Linked DNA regions of Homo sapiens: region 2 is linked to region 1. The links are chromatin loops, found by intact Hi-C in ENCODE. Cell type or tissue: endothelial cell of umbilical vein. All regions are shown on one strand.

Region 1 (8,000 bases):
TTAAGATGCATCTCAGTTCTTATTATTTTTTATAGTAATCTTTCTTTTAGAACATTAGAAAATATTGGTCTCATCTCATTTTTGCCATCCTTAATACTTATTCTTTGTACTGTACATTAAAAAAAATTCTCATGACTAAATAGTGAGTTTCTACTATATCCCAGGTCCTGTCATAGATGCTGTGGCTAGAAAGAGTAAACAAAATAGAATTTAAAAAAATTTCATGGAGCTTACATTTTAGTGGCAGAAAACAGATGCAAATAAGAGTATTAGAGTTCTATCAGAATCAGAACTACTAGGAAATACATATGATTAAAATCATATATGTAGAATCTGACCTTACACAATTGTGCAGTGGAGGGACCAAGGAAAATTGGCATCTACAAGAATGAGCTGTAATCCATGAGAATGAACTAGAATCAGGACCAATCTCTTCCTGGTTTCAAGGGTTTAGCTTTGATGATGGAGGTGATCTGCAAGAGAAGCTGATGCCCTTTGTCACAGACTTAGGGATTGTTGAAGTTGAAACAGAAGATCTGGGATGACTGAAGAAGCTATAGATCTGGCTACTGCCCCACACTTACAAGACAATTAGTAGATAAGTGATAACTTGCATGATCTGCAACATTGCCTGATGCCCCACACTGACCTTCCAAGTGTAAAAAGTGTATGCTGCTTTACTTTGATTTGCCAGGTCTCATACAAAATGTCTCCTGTGGTCTTTCTGAACGTGGAATTATTCAGGGAAGGGAAGGGAAATGTAGGACTAGCTTAGCTAAACTAAAGTAGAAGCCAATCACAATATGTAAATTATATGGTATGTTAACGTCAATGAGTGCTGTGGAGAAAAACAGCACAGAAGATGAGAAGTGTTTGGAAGGTAGGAATTACAATTTTAAAAAGGTGTTCAGGGGAAATGTCATTCAGAAAGTGACACAAGGTCAACAATTTGAAGAACATGAGGGAGCAAAACATGCAGACATTTGGAAGAGGAATATTCGAAGCAACCAATGCTTTCTCATTGGGGCCATACTTGATACAGTAGGCAAAGTTCCCAGTGACCTCACCTCATGTTATTCCTTCCTTTATGTAATCTCTTGAATGGCAAAGTGGTGAAATGTGAGACCAGGTATTAAAACCTGACTTGTGTTTTGCTACCACTTCCTCTTGTGTCTTTCTGTATTGCTTGCTTTGATCTAGCAAGCTGCTATGTTGGAGAGGCCCATGTGGCAAGGAACAGAGTTGCCTCTGGCCAACATCCCACAAGGAACTGAGGCTATCAGACCAGTAGTCCATGAGGAATTGAATTCTGTCAACAACCATATGAATGAGCTTGGAAGTGGATCCCTACCCAGTTGAGCCCTGAGATGACTATAGCCCCAGCTGTTGATGGCAGCCTGGGAGGGACACTGTAGCAGAGGATCCAGCTAAGCCACACGTGGATTCTTGACCTACAGAAAGTGTGTGAGATAATAAATTCTGTTGTAAGCTACTACATTTTGGGATAATTTGTTATGAAAGAATAGATAACTCAGCTTGGCATGTTCGAAGAATAAAATTTGGACCAGTTTGGCTGGAATGAGGTAAGCAAGTAGGAAGTGAAGTTAGAAAGGTAATGATAGGCTACCTATGGCCTTATAGGTCATTATACAGTTTTTAGTTTTTTTGGAATAAGTTGGATAGCCTTTGGAGAGTTTTGAGTAGAATGACATGATCTAACTTAGGATTTACATGTTCTCTCTCAAAGCTCTGTTTAGAAAAATTCTAGGGTAGCGATGGAGATAATGGTAGAGCAGGGAAAACAGTTAGGGTAGTGCAATAATAAGATGAGCTATTGGTGTTGGGTTAGTGGTAGCAGTGAAAGAAATAAATGATTCAATTCTGGAAATATTTTTATTGTAGAGCTGACAGTATTTGCTGACAGATTGGATATAGTAAAGTATATAAGATAAAGGGATTCTAGGCTATGAGAAAAATGACTAAGGTTTTTGGTGATTTGCTGAGATGGAGACTGCAGGAAGAGCAGGTTTTCGGGGAGAAGTATTTAGGAGCACAGTTTTGTATGTTATGTTTGAGATGCTTTTTAGGCATCCAAGTGGAAGTGTTGAGTAGAGAGTTCAATATATGAATATGGAGGTCTGGGGAGAGGTTTGGCCTGAAGAAAGAAATATGTGAATTGTCAAACTATGGATGGTATGTAAAGCCATGAGATCAGATAATTGTACCAAGGGAGGAAGGATAGATAAAAAGTAGGATAAGAAGCCAGGTGCAGTGGCTCACACCTCTAATCCCATCCCATCACTTTAGGAGGTTGAGAGAGAAGACTCTTTGGAACCTATGAATTTGAGACCAGCTTGGGCAAATGGTGAAACTCCGTCTCTACAAAAAATTTTTTTAAAAAATTAGCCAGGTGTGGTGGCACACACCTGTAGTCCCAGCTACTCGGGAGGCTGAGGCAGGAGGATCGCTTGAGCCCACGAATTCGGGGCTGCAGTGAGCTATGCTCATGTCACTGCACTCCAGCCTGAGCATGAAACCAAGACCCCATCTCTTAAAAAAAAAAAAAGAAAGAAAAAAAGAAAATAGGATAAGAAACTGAGCCTTGGAGCCTGTCAATATTAATCTACCAGGAAAAACAGTAGGAACCTGCAAAGGATGTTGAGAAGTAATTTAAGGAGAAAAGCCAGCAGAGTGTGATACCTTAAAAGTCAAAAAAGTTTTTCAAAAGAAAGTGGTCAATTGTTTATGATACAAGTAGGATGGAAGTTGAGAAATGACCATTGGAGTTAGCTATATGAGGGTCACTTGGGACCTTGTTGAGAGTAATTTCAGAGAGAACAGGAGAAGTATTGGAAATCATGGATTCGGAACAACTATTTTGAAGAGTTACACTGTAAAGAGGAAGAAAAATGCAGCAATATCTGGAAAGGGATGTGGGATCAAGAATGGGTCATTTTTAAAGGATAGGAGAACTTAAAGTATGTTTGTATTCTGATGGGAAAGATCCAGTAGAAATGGAAAAACTGATGATGCAGCAGATATGTGATGAACTGCTTAGGAAATGAGATGGGATCTAGTGCACAAAAGTAGGGGTTACCCTAAGATAATAGTTTAGGCAGTTCATCTATAGAAATAGGAGTACATGGGTACAGGTGCTTGTGGATGAGTGGGTGGTGTGAACTTTGAATGTTCTCATCTACTAATGTTTTTTTCCGGGGTAATAGGAAACCAGGCCATCAACCGAGAGTGAGGATCGGGGAGAGAGTGTTGGAAATTTGAGGAGAGAGGAAAAAATATAATTAGGAGATGGCATCAATAGACTTGGAAAAGTAGTGGGTTTCCCCGGTCACATTAGGAGCTCACTTGAGTTCTTGTAATGAATTCAAAGTCAAATCTCTAGCATGATTGTGTATTTTCTCTTCATCATGCTCAACTGCATAGGTGCTGGTATGGAGCTGACAGGGAGTTGGAGTTAACCAAGTTGCAGTTTGCCAAGAGAGTGAGCAAAGTGATAGAAGGGAAAAGGAATGCATGCAAGGGACTGGTTATATTGATTTACCATGACATTTAAGTTAGACAAGAAGAGATGCTAATACTTGAGAACAGTGAGGGACATTGATAATGTGGTTTAAGTTGGATCCATGAATTTTGAGGTGATGGTGATCCAAGAATTTTGGAGCTGGGATTTTAGAGTAAGTGTTTGACATTGTGAAACATTTATAATATAAATTTATTGAAAAGTTTGGCAAGCAACATTGTGAGCCTTTTATGGTTTAGCCTGAAAAATTGGATTGCCTATGTGTTCTATGATCTCAAACTGGCCTCCAGCACTTTAAGAGTGAACGCCTGACTTGGTTGTAGAAGCTTGCACGTCAGTGAGATTCTGCACTTATGTTTCATTAAATATTTAACATCTCAAAAGCTTGACTTTTTCTTTCTTTCGAAGATGGCTTGTGGTACTTGCTTTAGTCTATTTCCTAGTGAGGCTTTTTTTTTTTTTTTGGGCTTACTTGCCTTTATGCAAAATAAGAGTGTTATTTATTTTAACATTTAATATGGCATATTAAAAGAGAAGATCTTGTTTTGGAGTATTCATAAACTAACAATTTAAAAACATCTAATGCTTTCATCCCATATCAATTAAGATAATTTGAAAATTTAATGATCACTTGTTAAAATTCTCCTTTTTCTACACACAATATAGATTACAGATGTCTTAGGATGTCAAACATTTACTCTAGTACCCCAGCTCCAAATTACTTTGGCCCATTATCCATAAGCATTATAAATATCTGTATTAGTGGGAAGATAAGCTTACGTTTATGTAAAACTTGATGGAACGAAACAAAATCACATGAAACAACAGTTTTTATGTGGCCACTAGATGGCTCTGTTACACTATTATTTAGGTATATGTTTAAATCCCTTTGAATTTGTTACCTTATTATTTAGGTATGTGTTTAAAGCCCTTTGAATTAAATACATTTGTTCATTGTGCATGCATGTATTAATGTATATGTGGATAATAACATGAAAATGTCAGCATATCTAGTATCTCTAAAAGCCTATCCTCTGGACTCTAGTTTTATATGATGAATGTCTACAGTGAATATTGAAAACTTCAGGTTCTACCAGAAAGGAACAACTTTCTCCAGATGCATATTCTAAACATACCATTGGAATACACCAGACCTTTTTAATATGTGAACTTGATATACAGATTTTTAACATACTGAATTCATCAATTAGAGATTTAATTCATTTCCTACTGTCTGAAGTAGTTAATACACTGTTAATGTGTTGTATATCAAACTAGACAATGATTCTGTTGGAGAAATAAAATATTTCTGCCCAGTCTACTGGAGGGCAAGAATGTAGTCATATTCATCTTACCTGCAGTAGTACTTTGGAACATGCTCAATGAAACGTTTGTTGAATGAGGAAGCCAGGATGATAAAAGTGAAAAAGAATTCTGGGAAATTATACATAATGTACAGAAGGAAAAATGAATGCAGGGTAGTACATTTAAGCAAAACTGGCAAACTTTTTTGAATGTAGCTTAGTATATTACGGCAAAGTCGACTAACTCTTTTGGCCTCAGGCACATCTTACCTCTCTCTTTGCCAAAAAGTTTAAATTAAGTCTCCCCGCTGCAATAGGACTATATTTCAAATTTTATAATGGAAATCATTTCAGAGAGAAAAATTCTATGGCAAACTTTGAAACTAATTCCTATTAGTTAGTATTTATAACTGGAATAGGTCTTCACTGTCTCTACCAAAAAATACAAAAATTAGCCAGGCGTGGTGGCAGGTGCCTGTAATCCCAGCTACTCAGGAGGCTGAGTCACGAGAATCACTTGAACCTGGGAGGTGGAGGTTGCAGTGAGCCGAGATTGTGCCACTGCACTGCAGCCTGGGTGACAGAGTGAGACTGCATCTCCAAAAAAATAGAAAATCAAAAACGTAAAATAAAAGACTTCAGATGCTATATAAGAATAAATCCAATTTAAGTTAAATGATGAGAGCACATAGACACATAGAGAAGAACAGTACACACTGGGCCTACCTGAGGGCGGAGGGTGGGAGGAGAGAGAGGATCAGGAAAAATTACTATTGGGTAGTAGGCTTAGTACCTGGGTGATGAAATAATCTGTACAACAAACTCCCATGAAACACATTTACCTTTGTAACAAACCTGCACATCTTGCACATATACCCCTGAATTTAACATAAAAGTTTTTTTAAAAAAACATGCTATGGCTGATACATGCTATAGATGAAACTCAGAACCATGTCACTAAGTGAAAAGAGGCCAGACACAAAAGACTACATACTGTATGAATCTATTGATATGAAATGTTCAAAAAAGGCAAATTTACAGTGACAGAAAACAGATCAATGGTTGACTGGGGCTGGGTTGGGGGCAGGGCTTATCTTCAAATGGGCATGAGGAACCCCGTCTATCAGCCTTCTATCTGGGTGTCAGAGATCTTCTGACATCAGATCGCCATGATGGCTATTCAATTCCATTAATGACTCAGCAGTTATGAGATGTACACTTCACCTGGGTGAGTTTTACAGTAGCTAATCATACACCCTCAAAAGGTCTATTTAAAAAGTCATAAATGAATAGATTAATTTCCACCTTCCTGGACAGTGCTCAACCAGCCTTTCCATATTCACTCTTTAAAGTTCACTCTGTCACCGTGTATTCTACCTGTAACCTGTTTCTGGATTCTGCATGCTAACATTGCGTTGAGAATTGTGCCTCTTTATTCAGGAATATGATTGGTCTATAGATTTGTTTTCTGCCATCTTTGTAAAATTTCAAACAAAAAGTTTAAAATAAATGTCATACTTACACTATAGAGAGAAAAATAAATATATTTCATCTCCAAATGAACAATCATTAAAAAAACCTTCAACTGAATATGTAAGACGTGTTAGTAGTTATTTCTTAATTATATAAGTAAAACTATAGAAAACTAAGTAGAATAGAACCAGATAAGTGACTTTTGTATTTCTCTAATTTAAAACCCTTTTATCAGGATGATAATTTATGTAAATGGGCAGTATTTCTTAGAAAACAGAAGGTCTAGAAAGAAATCTCTGCAATTGAGGACTTAAATTTGATAAAAGCCATACGAATTTTGAAATACCCACCATTCTTTATAGCACTGAACAGAACTTACTGAAAAGGACTAAGAAAGTAAATTATATAAAATAACACAAAAGGGTTCTGAAAATAATTATTTACAGTATCTTTTTTTTTTTTTTGAGAGTCTTGTTCTGACGCTCAGGCTGGAGTGCAGTGGCAGATTTCGGCTTACTGCAACCTCCGTCTCCAGAGTTCAAGTGATTCTCCTGCCCCAGCCTCCCAAGTAGCTGGGATTACAGGCGTACGCCACCACGCCTGGCTAATTTTTGTACTTTTAGTAGAGACGGGATTTCGCCATGTTGGATAGGCTGGTCTCCAACTCCTGACTTCAGGTGATCTGCTCACCTCAGCCTTCCAAAGTGCTGGGATTACAGGTGTGAGCCACTGCACCTGACTACAATTATTTACAGTCTCTAAGGGAGATAGTAGTAATGGTGATAACTAATGTTTATTGAGTACTTATGTGCTCATTAACTCATTTAATCCTAACAATTGTATGAGCGCTATACAATTATTGTCTCTAATTTACAGATGAATAGATTGAGGCACAGAGAAATAATGTAATTAACCTAAGGTTTGAAGTGGATTTGAATGTAGTCTCACTGGCTCAGAGCCCATGCTCTTAACTGGTGTTGTGTGTAAAGGGAGAAAAATGATACTAGGTATAAAATAAGTCTGAGCTTTGCTACTTGTGTGACCTTGGGAAAATTATCTATCCATTCCAAACCTGTTTCCTCATCTGTAGAAGGAAACCAGCAGTATCTTCCTTTTGGTATTATTGTTAGGATAACTTATAAGAATTATCTGGTAATTATCATTTAAAAGTTAGAGGTTTTGTTTTTTTGTCCTACATTTAATAATTATTTTGCTAATTTTAATTATTATTTAAAATTGAATTTATTTTTTGTTATTTAGAAGACAGTTTTAAGTCTTTGTATGATTGGGGAAATATATATTTTTGTTAATCGAATTTATTGATTTTTATGAAAAGTTATACTTTTTTCTAGCACTTAAATATAAGAACATATGTATGTTAAAACTGTCATGTCTTTTCCAGTTACTTATTGTGAAATTAATTCAACAAGTATTTATTGAGCACTTATTATTTCAGAGACTAGACCCATCGATGTGGGGATATATTGATGAAAGAAAAGACAAATAGTTTGCTTTCGAGAAGCTTATTCAAGTAGGAGAAGACAAAAGATCTAATAAAATTGGTAAACTACAGAATTAGTTATAAGATTTTAAGTGCTATGGTTCAAAAAAGATTAGTTCGGAGTAATAGGAATCAGGAGTCAGGGAAGGGAGGAAGGGGTGAAATTTTATGTAAGGTTGTCAGG
Region 2 (8,000 bases), 1.9 Mb after region 1:
ATGTCTTTTGGGTCCTCATGCTTGCCTGCACTTTCTTTCTCCTGCTCTTTGGTATTAATTACATTAAGGCCTTACAGGAGTGCAAACTGTGAGTCCTTTTAAGTCCCTTTAATTATTCAAACTTGTGAAATTGTTGCAATTTAGTTCTCCAATTATCTGCTACCTCGAAACCAAAGGGGATACATATCTTTTGCAGAGGAAAGAAAATTGAGGTTGTGAGTGGTTATAGGAAGGTTTAAAAAGCAAGGGTTGTGTCAGCCTTTGGAATCCTACCAAATTCATTGCACTCCCCAGCCTTCCATTTAGAGTCTTATTTTATTTTCTTGCCCTACTTTTCTATTGCCTACTGGAACTATAATTTATCCAAGATAATTCACTTAGGGAAGACATTCCTCTTTGATGCCTGGTTATTCATGGCTTATTTTGTCTTAATCTACTTTTTTTCTTTTTCTAATGAAATTTTCCAGCCCATTACCTAGCTGATTGCTGTGGAAGGTAAACTGCTATAGCCTCTATGGTAAATAATTTGGCATTTTCTTAAAATGTTAAACTTATTGCTATTCTGAGATTCAGCAGTTTGACTGCTATGTGTTTACTTAGGAGATTTTTAAAAACCTACATTCATAAAAGACCTGTATATATTCATAACAATCTTACCTATATTAACCTCAAATTGGAAGCAATCCAAATGTTCATGAACAGGGTTACAGATAAACAAATTGTAATGTACTTACACAATGAGATGCTTCTCAACAATTAAAATGTGCTGGTAAATGCAATAGGTAAATGAGTGAGAGAAGTCAGCCACCCAAGATTACATATTATGTTATTCCATTTACCAAGTTCTTGATTAGTTATAATTAATCTATGGTGAGAGATACAGTGAAAAAAACACCCAGATTAGAATATAGGGAAATCTGCCTGGAAATAAACACTGGGTGTCACTCCAAGTGTCAGGCTCCAGCCCAAGCTGAGGACTGAGGGAAGTGGGTGGACAAGTGACAGGCAGCTGAAAGAACACTCAAGCAATCATAGGGAGTTTTGACATGGCTTTATTCTCTCTCTGGGCACAAGCAAGCCAGCCATATGTACAGCATCAGTAGGGTAGCTGTACCTTTTACAGACAATAGTGACTCTGAGCCAAGCATGAGCTCATGTGAGTGGTTACCTAATGCACCTCAGATGGTATGGTTACATAATGTGCCTCATGTGGCATGGTTACATAAAGAGCAGAGTCGTGTGCCTGTGTTCCGAACCCGCTGAGACATGCTGCACTGGAAGGCTGCCTTGGCAGACTCCTGACTAAAGCACAGCCATTTCCCTTATACTCCACCACCTCAGCTGAGGGCATCCTCCAGGCAGGGACATGTGCCCATAAGGCAGAGCCCCGAATTCATAACCCACAACAACAACACAGAGAGCAACAGCTCACTACTAGGATCCCAGCTATGCTACTTGTGACTATTAGGGCCCAGCAAGAGCCAGAGCCTAGAGATGCCCACCATCTCTGCAGGGGGTAATCTTGCAGATTAAGGCTTTTGACCACCTTAATCTCCTGTGAGACCCTTTGCAGGGCTGCTGTTATGTTCTGCCCATTGTCAGGAATAAAGGTGCAACATTGTGTTCCTAAAAGGGCACAGGTGCCTCCTTGGGCAGCAGTTACTATGTGTAAGGCCATTCAGTTTTGTAACACCATTTTTCTCATCTGATCAACCTCATCCATTAACAGCAAGAGGGCTACTTAGGTGTAATTCAGAGCCCAAGCGGTGTGCTCTGCAAGAGAGGTAACTTGTGCTTCTACAGTTAGGACACCGGCTCCAGGGATAGTCATTTCTAAGGGGTAGAACCACCAGGGGGCTCATCACACTTGCAAAAACCAAGAGCGTACCACCTCCCAGTTATGTGAGTGTCTGGGCAATGTGGGGAGAACAGTGGCACGTACATAAGACCACCCCCATGTACAACAGCCAGTCCAGTTCACTGGTAAGACCACCCTGTGTACCCACAGACTCATAAACTCCCAGGGGGCACAAAGTCCATCAGAGCCTGACCGTGGTGGGGCTGCTTGCTATACCATACCTTCAGTGTGGTGACATGTGTTATGTTTGCACAGGTCGTAAGGGGCATCCATCCCACAGTGGCGGTACCCTAATGCTGTTCTATGCACCATGTTGCTTGGGTCAGGGGTACTACATGTTCCCCCACTAGCCAGTCCCACCCATCATAAACACTATGGGCCAGCCAGGAGGTGGGTGTACCATGGGTCTTGCAGTGTCCTTTGTCCAAGGCTAGCCATGTTGCGTTCCAGGCATCGGTCATGGGACCCCAAATCTCCAGCCATGTTCAGTTCTCTGCAGACCCTGAATGTATGTGCTGAGGCAAGCCATCTGCAGCTGCTGCTGGAAGGGCAATGCAGATCCAACTGTTGGAAACATTGGTTACCTCAGTGTAGTCGAGGGCCCAGCCCACAATGCAATCGGAGCATGTTAACCAATGGTCAAAATGACAGAGCAGGCACAGGTACTAACAGAGGTAAATCACATCCCTCAGGCAAAATACAGGCTAACCTTTCATCCTGGATAAGAATGCAGCCACCAAAGGTTTCTGCACTGGGCGATGGTAGCACATTTTCTCGGCTCCCCATGATTACTTTGGGTCCTGTATATATGCCAAAGTCACAGGAAAGCTCATAATAGGACATGCAGACAGTACATATGTCCCCTGGAGAAGGGTTCCCCCCCGACTGTTCCCCTATGAACAGTCAACTGTGAGGGACATGTATTGAACACCCAAGGAGTTTCATGCAAGTCATACTGTAGGCCCTCTACCCAGGGAGCTTTGATGGCCAGCTACCAGGAGTGGGGGGCTTTGGTCCATGTGGTCCATGGTCACAGCCAAGTTTTCTGTTCTCTTGCCTACCATTCATCTCCACACCTGGTTGTGGGAGGTCATCCTTCCTCCCATAAGTTTTGCCACATAGCTTGGCCCCACATGGACCAGTGACCAAGTGGCCACTTCTGTATTTTCCAGGTAGGTAACCACAAGGTTAAGCCTCAAGAGACCACCCAGCTATTGGTACAGATTGTCATAGGTGTCACCTCCTTAGTGATCACCATCCACACTGATCTAACTTCAGCCCATTGGCTACTTTGCCCATACTCAGTTTCAAACCGTATGGTGTCAATATTAGGTTGGACTGCAACAGTTTTCCAGGAAGCAGTAGTATCTTGGCTAGACCCATCTGTGTACCATGACCCACTGGCAATAGGGGGGCTCCCTTCCTTAAATGGTGCTGGCTTGGGGTCTAGGGGTGCCTCAGGCCCCATGGCCTTATCTTGCATTAGGACTACAGGTCCCAAGACCTCTTGCAGCTCTGCTTCTAAGGGACTCATACTCAGAGTACTCCGCTGCTCAAAGTACGTGTCCCACTTTGCTAAGGTGGATGTCTGCGCTGTCCCAGTCCAAGGGGTCATTGCCCATGAATGCACCCATCCCACTATAGAGTATGTTGTCCGCATGACAACTGTAGCCTATCTTGTCATGCTCTCATGAGGCTGAAGGGCGGCATATACAGCTGCTGTTTCTCTGTCAAGAAATACCGGAGCTCAGCTGCTTTCCAAAGTTGGGACCAAAAATCTACTGGCATTCTAAAGGGCTCCGTGCACTGCGAGGGGCCCCAGCCAAAACCATCTGTGGTCACATGCACATGCAGCTCAAATGGGTGCCCCTGGTCAACTTCCTGTAGGGCTTGTGCCTGCTGAATAGCCCAGCTGGCTGCTAGGAAGGAGGTCCCAGCCGCACCATTCCAATCCCAGGAAAGAGGAGCATTGCCATTTCTAAATCTGCAAAATAATCAGAAGTTAACATAATATCACCCATGACATATAGAGACCATGACATATAGTGAGGCTATGCATATAGCCCTGCGGCAACACTGTGAAAGTCCATTGTCATCGTTCCATGAAGGAAAGCTATTTCTGGCTCTCTAGAGCAATGTCAATTGAGAAGAATGCATTGGCCACTATGTGGCCACTATTGTTCCACTATAGTGGTACTGTTCCAATTTCATCATAAAGTGGTCCATCAAGTCCGTGATAAATGGGTCAGCTGCCAAGCCATGTAGAATGTCCACCCATAGAATGTATCTGTGCTAGTGTCTACCAGTGCCAGCACTTGCCGTATGTTGGTGGGGGACAAGTGGATTGCTAATTTCACATGTGGCCTCCAGTCGTCCGGTGTTTTTCTAAGCTGGTCACCTTGGCCAGTTCCTTAATCAAATAGAAAAAGCTCTACACCCGCGCCCAGCTGCAGCAAATAATCTTTGAACTGGAACTCCCGGGAGGGACCTGGTCATGCAGCATTACCCTTCTCCTGAATGACTTGCACCAAGTCTGTATACGACTGCCATCTACTGACAGTTTTGAGTATTTCACCGGCATCGTTCACAGTTCCTGTGGTTGCCCATAGCCTCTCAGTCAGGGTGTGGTCACCTTGCCCTTGTTCCAGCCAGCTACTTACTTGCAGCCACTGACGAAAGAAGGGATGAGTTGTGATAGAGGCCAGCTTTTCCATCTCAGAGGTGGAACAGCATATACAATCTGCCCCCTCGTTTCACAGACAAAGCATCCAGGTGGGCAGGGGTTTCCTGGACGCTGGTAACACTGTTTCTTTAATTCCCACACCTCCCCGCGGGACCCCTTAGGGACTAAGCAGGCAATTCCTGCAGCACAGTCACAAATGCCCAACCAACTGCTGGCAAAGGCTGGCTCCTTCTCGATGCTCTGTGCTTCCAGCTGCTTCAGTGCCTTCTCCATGCTTGTGGGGGACCCACCTACCACCACCCAGGTTTCCACCAGAGCCCATCCAAGCAGCACAGATGCTTGTAAGCACAGCCTATCCAAGTACCACAATCCATGTTGTGGCCACATGGCTGACCTGGAATCAACAGGGGCCAAAGGCTCACTCACTTTGGCATCCTGTCGACTATGTCAAGTGTCACACCAAGTGTCAGATTCCAACCCAAGCTGAGGACCGAAGGGAGTGGGTAGACAAGTGGCAGACAGCTGAAAGAACACTTGAGGAATTGTAAGAAGTTTCAACATGGCTTTGTTCTCTCTCTGGGAGCAAGCAAGCCATCCGTATGTACAGCATCAGCAGGGTAGTTATACCTTTTACAGACAATAGTGGCTCCGAGCCAAGTGCGAGGTCATGTGAGTGGTTACATAATGCGCCTCACATGGAGTGGTTACATAATGTGCAGAGTTGTGCACCTGTGCTCCAAACCTGCTGAGTCATGCCACATCAGAAGCCTGCCTTGGCCTACTCCTGACTAAAGTGCAGCCATTTCCCTTACACTGGGGAACTTTAGTGATGAAATGTTCTCCATCATTCTTTGCTTTATTTTTTTCTTTTGTAAGTTTCACATTTCCATGGAATTAGCAAAATTCATCAAATAGAACACTTAGAACTGTGTGTTTTCTTTTTTGTATACTTTGAGTTTCCATTTTAGCATTTTATTTTTTATCGTATATAAATTGCACCTGAACTTTTAAAAAAATAATAAGAATGAAATAAAGCAAGCAGAGAACCAAAAGTAAGGGGTTATAGTAACCTATTTTACTTCCCACCACAACAAAAATTAAAGGAAATTAAAAGGATTTTTTTCAGTGTTACTAGATGTGGTTTGACCTATATTTGAGTGCTCTAGATTACTGAGGTTAGGAATATTTGTACTACAATTATGTAAAAAAGTGTGTATGGAGGAGACAGAATAGCCAACCAACATTTGGATGGCATCATGTTTTAATATCTTTGTTTAATATGATTCAAAGCATCATACATAATTGCAAACAATATTCCTTTTAAGGATGAAACTATCTGCAGATATATCTGTTTTAAGCAATTAGTGCACAAACCAATGTCAATTGAGAAATTTGAAATTAGGTCAACTATTTTTGTTGCTTGATTCCAAGCAACCAATTTTACTTAATTTTACATAAATTTGTTTGCTATTTGTCACACTCTACAAACATTTGCTTTTAATTCTATTATCTAGAAGAAAAAAACTAAGAATGGGAAATATTTTTAAAAAATGAAGGCTTGCTATGATTCTACAGAAAACTCCTCTCAAATTATAGATTCTTTTTGTAAAAGAAAGTCTCAAACACAGAGTAATAATAATATAGAACTATATTTCCTATAATTCACAACTAGTTGACTTGTGCTAAGTTGTATTCTTTTCACCTTCTCTAGTATTAAAGAATTCACTTCAGGATTAATTGTCTCCTCATTCCTTCTAAGAAGTTATGTTCTGAATAAAAGTGACTGCCTGGGCAGGCTGAAAGGTGGATTTTAGAAAGCTGACTCAAGGATTCTGGGAATATTTATGAAAATATGTATTCTAACATAGGAGTTAAAAGCATTCAGAGTCTCAAAAACGTTGGTTTCTATGAAAATAATATTTTTGGTAATTTTTACAGTGATATTTCATATCCACATTACTCATTCACTGCCTGTAGAAAGATCTGAGGGTATTGCTCTTTGCAATTTATCAACAGCCCAATGTTTCTGAAGACTTACAAATAATTTATTTTTCTTTACCAATTGGTAAAGCTATAGGTGAGGAAGAATAGTCAAAAGGTATTTAGGAAAAGCACTCCCATTATATACTTAAGAGATGAAACCAATCTACTCTGAGCCAAAGAAAGCAAAAAATAAATAAATAAAAGAAACACAGAAATGTTAAGCATTTCTGCAATGACTTAACATTTTTTTAAAGTCTGAGCTTTTTCATACCCTCACATCTCAAACAGAAGAATGATTTCTTCTCATAATTACTTAATAATTGAATTCTAATAGTGGTATAATATTATCCAGAACATAAGGATTAATTGTCATATAAAAGATAGCTCGCTTCACTAAATGGGCTATGTAACTAACCCAAGGTCACTCCTTATCAACATCCTTACACACATACACACATACACACACAAACACACACACTTTCACATATTCATGAACACTCTTACACACACTCATACACACGAATGTAAACACACAAGTCTCAGGAATTTCTCAAGATACTGGCCATCACTTTTTATCAGTTTATATTATTTGTAGCATACTTAATAAAAACTTAAATGTATTAGATACATTTAATAATTATTAAATAAGTGCAGGTAAAATATCTCATAATATTTTTCAATATAAAATTTGTATTAGAAACTGCATCTGGTTCCTCCAAAACTAGAACTAGTGTGCTGTTTTTTGTTGTTGCTAAATGAATATAACACAATTTTGGAATTTGCACTCCTAAGTTTATAAGCACTCCAAATTCATTTAGTGAAGTGTCGCTGTTAATAAATACATATATATTTACATACACCAACACAAAATCCAGGTCAGAAAATGCAATAGATAGGGCAGAATTTTTTAAAACACTTTATTTTTTATCTTTTTGTCCTGTGGATATTAGCCAATAACAGTTTTTAATAGATGCCATAATAGATTTTGACCTCATTTGTGTTCAATAAGTACTTGTTGAATCAATTAACAACGGTAGGAGGCAAAAACTAGTTTTGTGAAAGTTTGTTTTTGAAAGCAATATTCAGAAGTATTTTTGTGGAAGAGAAAAATATTTCACTATTCTTTTCAGCTATAAAGATCAAGCACCAGGCCGGGTGCAGTGGCTCACGCCTGTAATCCTAGCACTTTGGGAGGCCAAGGTGGGCGGATCACGAGGTCAGGAGATTGAGATCATCCTAGGTAACACGGTGAAACCCCATTTCTACTAAAAATACAAAAAATTAGCCAGACATGGTGGCGGGCCCCTGTAGTCCCAGCTACTCGGGAGGCTGAGGCAGGAGAATGGCATGAACCCGTAAGGCGGAGCTTGCAGTTAGCCGAGATCGCGCCACTGCACTCCAGCCTGGGCAACAGAGCGAGACTCCATCTCAAAATAAATAAATAAATAAACAATCAAGCACCAATTAACCACAAGC

Evidence for each region. A loop is a pair of places that touch in the nucleus more often than their neighbours do. Peaks named below come from ENCODE experiments on the same cell type or tissue, not always from the same donor. Only the 100,000 strongest peaks of a DNase experiment are listed, where the experiment ranks them.
Region 2: a loop joins it to region 1, with 8 times the contacts of the local background. A loop is called at or near these places in 6 of 110 quality-filtered maps.

The regions. Positions count from the first base shown.
Region 1 is chr4:118,267,016-118,275,015 of GRCh38, reverse strand. No RefSeq gene overlaps it. Among named protein-coding and RNA genes, the nearest start is that of SNHG8, 7.7 kb to the left of the region's middle. In endothelial cell of umbilical vein, a CTCF peak has its summit at 4,357 (motif pointing right); a DNase peak (open chromatin) is centred at 4,395; H3K27me3 peaks cover 1,630 bases.
Region 2 is chr4:116,355,194-116,363,193 of GRCh38, reverse strand. No RefSeq gene overlaps it. Among named protein-coding and RNA genes, the nearest start is that of MIR1973, 59 kb to the right of the region's middle. In endothelial cell of umbilical vein, a CTCF peak has its summit at 4,412 (motif pointing left); DNase peaks (open chromatin) are centred at 4,423 and 5,223; H3K27ac peaks cover 358 bases.